Regions from separate parts of the Homo sapiens genome. Here regions 1 and 2 are each linked to region 3. A link is a loop called in an ENCODE intact Hi-C map of the cell type or tissue named here. Cell type or tissue: HepG2. All regions are shown on one strand. Region 1 has its middle 37 kb from the start of AKR1C8. Region 2 holds the start of AKR1C2 (aldo-keto reductase family 1 member C2). Region 3 holds the start of AKR1C3 (aldo-keto reductase family 1 member C3).

Region 1 (2,500 bases), 53 kb before region 3:
ACCTTGGCATCTTTTTTTCTATTTTTTCTTTCTTTCTGTCCCTGCTTTCTTCCACAGGACGCAAGACTTCACAGCCTCCTAGAAATTAGACTTCCTGGTATGACATAGGAATGAGCCTTACTAAGAAAGGAAAGAAAGAAAAATATATTCTCTGGACCCCATACTCACTATGTCAGAAGGAAAGTTAAGCTTGGTAATGGAGTCATCCAAAAGCTGCCTTCCTTTTATTTCCAAACAGATATCTGTAATTTTGCATGCTTACTATATCCTATATAAAATGTAGATTTATTGAGCGCAAGACAAATGCACAATTTTTTCCCTACTGCTTTGTTTTCACGTGTAAGATAGTAGATTCAGTGAGCACTAATAAGAGGCTCACAAGAATGTAATCACTTGCCTCATTCTGTACCTGACCTGCATTTTTTTATCCTCAAATATTTGTTCTTTACCCTTTAGATATTGCAGTTCCCAAAATCCTCTTTGAAAAAAGTTCAGGTCAAAGATCTTACTGTGACTTGCATTTTTCTTTCTTGGGTGTGTCCTCAACCTTGCCAAAACAAACCTCTAATAGATTGATATCTGCCTGGGTTACTTTTTGGTTTACAATAAGATCAATTATTTATTTGAGGCACATGAGTGTTATTGCTGACTCAAGGATGCCCTGCATCTCTCCTCCCCACTTCTTATTTTTACTTTCCTCCTTCCCTGCTTCTCCCCTCCTCCTCTCTATCTCCTATGTTCCTCCTCCTCTCTATCTCCTATACTACTGAGCATTCTCCTGGCCTCCTGAGATCAGTTTCTCATTCAGCCAGATTGTATACAATCTTCAGGCAGAAGCCCCCACGTAGCAGCCACCTAGTCCCTTGAGTCTTGTGAAGCCAGAGGCCTCACACCTGGCTACTGGAGGAAATGCTGAGTAGAAAAATACAAAAAAAGGAGGGGAGTTTCAAACCTGATATCTCTGTGGCACAAGAGTAGTTGAGATTTGGCAGCTTCGCTGAGCCAGGCAGAAGCCTAATGCATGGGTGGAGGCCCCACCCAGAGTCTCTACTTGAGCAATGATAAGCAGAAATGTGGGATCAGAAGTCACCATGGTGTTTCTACCTAGTGGAGATGTGGGAGCAGGACCACAGCCGTCCAGATCCCAGAATCACAGACCCTTTGGCAGCTTGAAACTTCTGCCTGGAAAAGTCTCACAGGCATAGAACTCCAACCTGTAAGAGTAGCCATGTGGGCTGTGCCCAGCAAAGCCATGGAGACAGGGCTGCCCAAATGCTTGAGAGCTGGCCCTTTGCATCAATGTGCCCAGGATGCAGGACACAAAGTCACCAGAAATTATCTTGGAACTATAAGGTTGAACGTCTGCCTTGCTGGGATTCTGGCTTCCACAGGTCCTGTTTCTCCTGACTTTACCCACACCATTTTTTTTTTTGGTTAATTTTTTACCTTCTGGAAAAGGAATGTTTACTCACAACTGATAACGATGTTGTACTTCAAAAGCAAATAACTTGTTTTTGACTTCACAGGCTCATAACCAGCAGGAACTTGCCTTGAGTCTGAGATGAACTTTTGTACTTTGGAATTTTAAGTTGGTGCTGGGCCAGGGGAAGAATGCTGTAATTGCGATATTTGACCCTCTAAACCATATGCTGAGTTCTCAATGTAGGAAGTGGGGCCTAGTGGGATTGTTATGGTCATTGGGACAGATCCATCATGAGTGGCTTGGTGCTCTGCCTGCAGTAGTGAGTGAATTCTTGCATTATTTCTTTTCTTGATGGCTGCTTGTTAAAAAGAGCCTGGCACCTTACTCGCCTTCTATTGCTTTCCTATCTCACCATCTGACGTCAGCGCATGCTAACTCCACGTCTCCTTTTGCCATGAATGGAAGCAGCCTGGGGCCCTCACCAGAGGCCTACCAGATACCAGTGCCATGCTTCTTGTACAGTATGCAGAACCATGAGCCAAAGAGACTTCTTTATAAATTACTCACCTTCGGGTATGCCTTTATAGCAACACAAATGTACTAAGACAGTATCTAATTTCTCTACACACCTAGAACCAGTACATCCTGAGTGAGTGATCTTAATACCCGATAATCACAGACATACCATTAGTGACAAAGCTTTCCATTTGAGAAGATAACCCTTCTAGACATTGGCTTAGGCAATGATTTCATGACCAAGAACCCAAAAGCAAATGCAATAAAAGCAAAGATAAGTAGCTGGGACCTAATTAAACTAAAGAGCTTTTGCATGGCAAAAGGAACAGTCAGCAGAGTAAACAGACAACCCATAGAGTGGGTTATTTTGAATAGTTTTCCATAACTATTCAAAAGTATCATATATAGAGTCACTAATTTCCTGGCCTTTCACAAATTGTGGAGTATGGTAATGTGGATAGTTTATGCATCTGCAAAAACAGTTCATATTGTAAACTATTAGCACTTTCTATATTACGAGACATAAGCTTCTCTCTCGGGATATCTAGAAGCTCTTAGGTC
Region 2 (2,500 bases), 92 kb after region 3:
ACTCATCATCATGGCACACACAAAAAAGAGCTGTGCCGCTAGAGGTTTCTATATTCTTATGTAAAGTCACAATTTGTTCTACAAATCTCTTTGAGTAATTTATGTCTCATATATAGAGATCTGGAATAGCAAAAATACTTCAGAGGAAATTAATGAGTGTATCATGACCACATAATAATTTACTTATGAATTTTCTTAGGTAAGAAACGGTTGAACTGGATGCAATTTTTATCACAGCTTGTGTAAGACTGCCTCTGTCCCTCCTCTCACATGCCATTGGTTAACCAGCAGACAGTGTGCTCAGGGGCGTTGCCAGCTCATTGCTCTTATAGCCTGTGAGGGAGGAAGAAACATTTGCTAACCAGGCCAGTGACAGAAATGGATTCGAAATACCAGTGTGTGAAGCTGAATGATGGTCACTTCATGCCTGTCCTGGGATTTGGCACCTATGCGCCTGCAGAGGTAACAATAATATTTTTAGTGTTGAGAGTTCAAAGGAGCTAGAGTAAGTGGAAGCTGACCAGGTTGTCAGGCTTGTGTTCCTATGTTACTCTGCATGACTCCCCTTTAAACGTCAGTCTTTGTTCTGCAATGCCGTCTTGTCACAGGGTCATCTACTGCTTATTTGTGGCACTGTTTTGTCTTCTGTTTATGTTTATTTCACAGCTTGTCAGAGTCTATAAAACTCAGCAGAAAGAACACGGCTTGCCTGCTCCCTCTCTTGAAGATTGATTGCAATGGGAGTGGTTTCTCTGTTTCTTTGTATAGTCGAACAGATATTTACTTCTTCCAAGAAGATACAATTCAGAGGAATTTTTATGGCAAAAGTTAGTGGAGACGGGGTGGATGAAATCTGTTGGGAGAGTATCACTGTTCTGATGGGCGGCCTTGAGCACCACACTGTAATACTAGACCTGGCCTAAAGAGAATTTCCCATGTACTATTCTCACCTCTGGGAAAATTACCTGAAATAATAAAATATCCTCATTTTAAGAAAAAAAAAAAAAAACTAGAACCAAACAAGGAAAGTTTAAATTCTTTGTCTTTGTTAATATGGGTCAGATTTGTATCAAAATATTGTAACAGAAAAATTTCTTGTTTCTCTGACAAGAAAATTAATGGAATATATTTTATTTTCTAGATTTAGAAATAGCTAAATGCTATTTCTACACTGGAAGAAAACTTGTATCTCAAGACTGTCTTGGGAATACAATGTGTGTGAATAGGAACTAGTTATATAAAATTTGAGTCTCACATTTCTCATCTATAAGACATAAGGAGTTACAAAGGGACATTTTGAAGACCATTGACAGGAGTGGTTTATTTTGTAATATAAATTGGCATGGAGAGGAAGTAAAGATGAGGATACCACTGAAGCTCCGGCCTTGGTAAGCCTTTGATTGCTTGCACAGCGAAGAGAAGATCAAAGATGGTATGAGGAGAGGGCTGTGAGACCCGGTATCTAGTTCCTTGTAATTTCACAGGAAAAAGCCTCTGAAATACTTTCAAGGTGGGAAGATAGTTTGCTTTGTTTCTGTTTTTGTCATTTAAAAGATATACTGTCAAATCTGTATCCAAATTTGTTACATAAGTCAATAATTGTAAATTTTACTGCAATCATATGTTTCCTGACAGAGTTGCCTTGAATTTATGGAGCTGAACCCCATTTTGCTAATCACTTACTCCCTGCAGCCTATTTCTTACATACACAAATCAATATCCTTAGAGTATACATCTTTACTCCTAGTATTTGGTTCTGTTATGCAGACAGAATGGCCAAAACCTGGGTAGAAAAGATCTAACATAATAGACTGCTATCCATAGATGTGCCTATTTCCAATATAAACCTGCTGGCATCTGAGAAAGTGGAGTTCTCCCTGTTTCCTAACTGATAAGAATGGTGGCTCTACGTAACTGTTTGTGTAAACTGTGGGGTTTCTGTGCACCTGCTTTGCTTTTGGAGACTGGAAGATTTGTGTCTGCTAGGCAGAGTGAGTCAATGTATCCAGTCCCAGACAAAATCTTAGCAATGGAGTATGTAGAGGGCATCTCTTGTAGACAACAGTTCACATACATTGACAAAATATGATGCTGGATAAAGTCAGTGCGCTCTGTGCAACATGGTGGGAGAGGAATCACAGGAGCTTACACTGCATTCCTTCATAATTCCTTCCATGTGGCTATTTCCTTGTGTTAATTTCACCATACTAAAAATAATTAAGATTATGTCTGTAACTATAGTTGCGTCCTGTTGATTTTTCCAAAAAATCACTGAAAGTGAAATTGTTTTGGGGACACTTCCAAGCTAGTGGTCAAGCAGTGATTTTTCTGGGACTGCAGAAGTTCCTGCTATGCCCAACCTTTATTACTAAATGGGAAAGACCCAGTCAGACTGGGATGGGCTTATGATTCTACATACAGAGCTCATCCAAGAAAGGAGGAAAAGCTGATTTTTGTGAACGTTGCTGCTTGTGCCCGAACTAACTCTCAGGCACATTAG
Region 3 (2,500 bases):
TACAAGAGATGTTCTTTGGTGTCTCAGTTCTTGAGATTTTGACTGGATGCTAGTTACATCGACCCAACTAGGGTTCACTTGGGAAATAAAGCATCTGTGAATAGTAGTCTATTAAGTCTTTTCTGCATAGTCATTCTGGCTACACAACAGAACTGAACACTAGGGGTAAAGATGTATACTCTGAGGATATCGATTTGTACATTAAAAATTCACTGAAATCTGTTAAGAATTTACTAAGGTACAGTTCTGCCATAAAAAATAAGGCTATCTCTTTCAGGAAAGACAGAATTCCAGTGAAATTTAAAATTACTGACTTATTGACCAAATTTGGATAAAGATTTGAAAGGTATTTTTTAATGACAAAAATATAAATAAACTGTTTTCATTTTTACATGTATTTAAAGAAGCTTTCTTGTTTCGTTGAAATTACAAGGAACTAGATAACGGTCTCCCCGCCATCTCCTGAGAACAGTCTTTTTTTTTTTTTTTAAATCTTTTTTGAGAGCAGTCTTTAAGTGTGCCAACACTCAAAGGTTTACCAAGGCTGGAGCTTCAGTTGTGTCGTTATTTTCATTTCCTGCCCATGCCAATTTATATTAAAAATTAAACCACTTTTGTCACTGGTCTAGAAAATGTATCCTTGTAGATCATCACAACTTATCGATAAAGTGAGAGACTCAAATTTCAATAATTAGTTCCTATTCACACACTTAGTAGCCTGAGGACAGTCTTGGAATACAAGTTCTATCTAGAAAATGAGGTCTCCATTTTGTTCATTTTTGTGTCAGAAGACCACTCCTACCACTTTGATACAAATATGATGCATACAAAAAAGGACTAAGAATTTAGACTTTCCTTTGTTAGGTTCTAGATTTTACTTAAAATGAGGTGGTATTTTTTTCTTTCAGGAAGTTCTTTTTAAAAGTGAAATAGTACAGTGGAAACTCTAGTCCAGGTCCGGTAATACTGGGTGGCACTCACTGCCGCCCATCAGAACAGTGATACTCTGCCGACAGTTTTGTGCACACCATATCCAGTAATTTTTGCTATAAGTATTTCTCTGGATCGTATGTTCTTGGAAGATGGAAAGATTTCTTCAGTTGTAGAAACAGAGAAATCACTCCTATTGCAATTAATCTCCACCAGAGGGAGATGACCAACAGTGTTCTTCAATACTGAGTTTTACATATTCTGCCAAGCTGGGAACTAGACATGAACAGAAGAAAGAAACAGTGCACAAACGAAAAATAAGCAGTACGTGACCATAGGAATGGACCTCAATGCAGAACAAGGATTGCCTACTTTTTTCTCCTAGCCTAGGAAACCTAGACCAGTGAGTCATCCAGAGTAAGGTAGGAACACGAACCTTACAACCCAATACGGGTTTCACTTCTACTAGGTTTATTCTTTTGAAATCCGAAAACTAAAAGGAATTATTCTTACCTCTGGAGGTGCATAGGTGCCAAATCCCAATACAGGCATGAAGTGGCCATCATTTAGCTTTACACACTGGTGTTTGGAATCCATTCCCTGTCACTTGTCTGACTAGCAAATGTTTGCTGCTGCTTCTCCTCAGAGATTACAAAAACAATGGGCAGGAAACCCCTCCCCCCACCCCTGCAAACTGACTGATGGTTAACCAATGGCATGTAGGAGGAGGTACATAGGCAGTCTTATATGGTCTGTGGAGAAAATTGCATTCAGTTCATTTGTTTCTTATCAAAGAGAATTCCTAAGTAAATTATTATAATATATGGTTATAATAAACTCATTAATTTCTATCTAAAGTATTATTTTCTATTCTAAATCTCTATATTAAATTATTCAAAAGGATTTGTAGAACAAATAGCAACCATATGTTAGACTATAAAAACCTCCAGCTACAAATATCTTTTTTCGTTTCTGCCGTGATAATGCCCCTTCTTTATACTGCATCATTTGAAATAATTAACCATCTTACGTCTTTCTCTCACATACACATAATTTAAAGGAATGACTAATGAGAATTTTTCAAATAGTTGGTCCTCAATAAAAAATTAAAGTTAAAACTGTAAAAATATTTGCCTTTTTACATTTTCAATCAGAAAATTTATTTTGATTTTTCTTTCTTTGCGTTGTAAGAGAAATATTCATTTCTGAAGAAGATGCAGTCCTGATAAAGCTGTAATCCTGATGAGGGTGCAAATAAAAAGAAATTCTGGTGTAGTTTTTATTGGAGTGTTAATTATTAACAGTTTTTGGAGTTTGGACATCATTTAATATATGCAAGCAGTGCCTTAATAGTATTTGTTCTTCAACCAGGTTTATTACAGACTATCAAGAAGTAACTAGCCAAAAAACTGATAACCATTTTATATAATCTGTCATCTTGTTAAACATTATTTGTAAGGAAAAACTGGAAATTAATTACATATAAATGGATGAATAATTCTCATGTGGGATAGTTTTCACTTGTTCCTTCCTTTGGAGGGCAGATTAGAACATGATGAATGTAGTTTGC

The links. Hi-C counts contacts between places; a loop is a spot of excess contacts. Peaks named below come from ENCODE experiments on the same cell type or tissue, not always from the same donor. Only the 100,000 strongest peaks of a DNase experiment are listed, where the experiment ranks them.
Region 1: a loop joins it to region 3, with 6 times the contacts of the local background. A loop is called at or near these places in 3 of 110 quality-filtered maps.
Region 2: a loop joins it to region 3, with 8 times the contacts of the local background. A loop is called at or near these places in 34 of 110 quality-filtered maps.

The regions. Positions count from the first base shown.
Region 1 is chr10:5,146,470-5,148,969 of GRCh38, reverse strand. It overlaps a transcript of AKR1C8 not described here. Among named protein-coding and RNA genes, the nearest start is that of AKR1C8, 37 kb to the left of the region's middle. In HepG2, no CTCF peak of the experiment used is centred here; DNase peaks (open chromatin) are centred at 499, 1,099 and 1,509; H3K4me3 peaks cover 1,351 bases.
Region 2 is chr10:5,001,714-5,004,213 of GRCh38, reverse strand. AKR1C2 (aldo-keto reductase family 1 member C2) reads left to right here and starts at 357. Exons shown (of 9, transcript NM_001393392.1): 1 at 357-462. The coding sequence starts at 379. In HepG2, no CTCF peak of the experiment used is centred here; no DNase peak of the experiment used is centred here; H3K4me3 peaks cover 1,914 bases.
Region 3 is chr10:5,093,472-5,095,971 of GRCh38, reverse strand. AKR1C3 (aldo-keto reductase family 1 member C3) reads right to left here and starts at 1,558. Exons shown (of 9, transcript NM_003739.6): 1 at 1,444-1,558. The coding sequence starts at 1,527. LOC124900291 (U8 small nucleolar RNA) reads left to right here and starts at 2,429; the gene lies at 2,429-2,500. RefSeq lists an enhancer at 1,421-1,715. In HepG2, a CTCF peak has its summit at 1,133 (motif pointing right); DNase peaks (open chromatin) are centred at 1,191 and 1,591; H3K4me3 peaks cover 2,121 bases.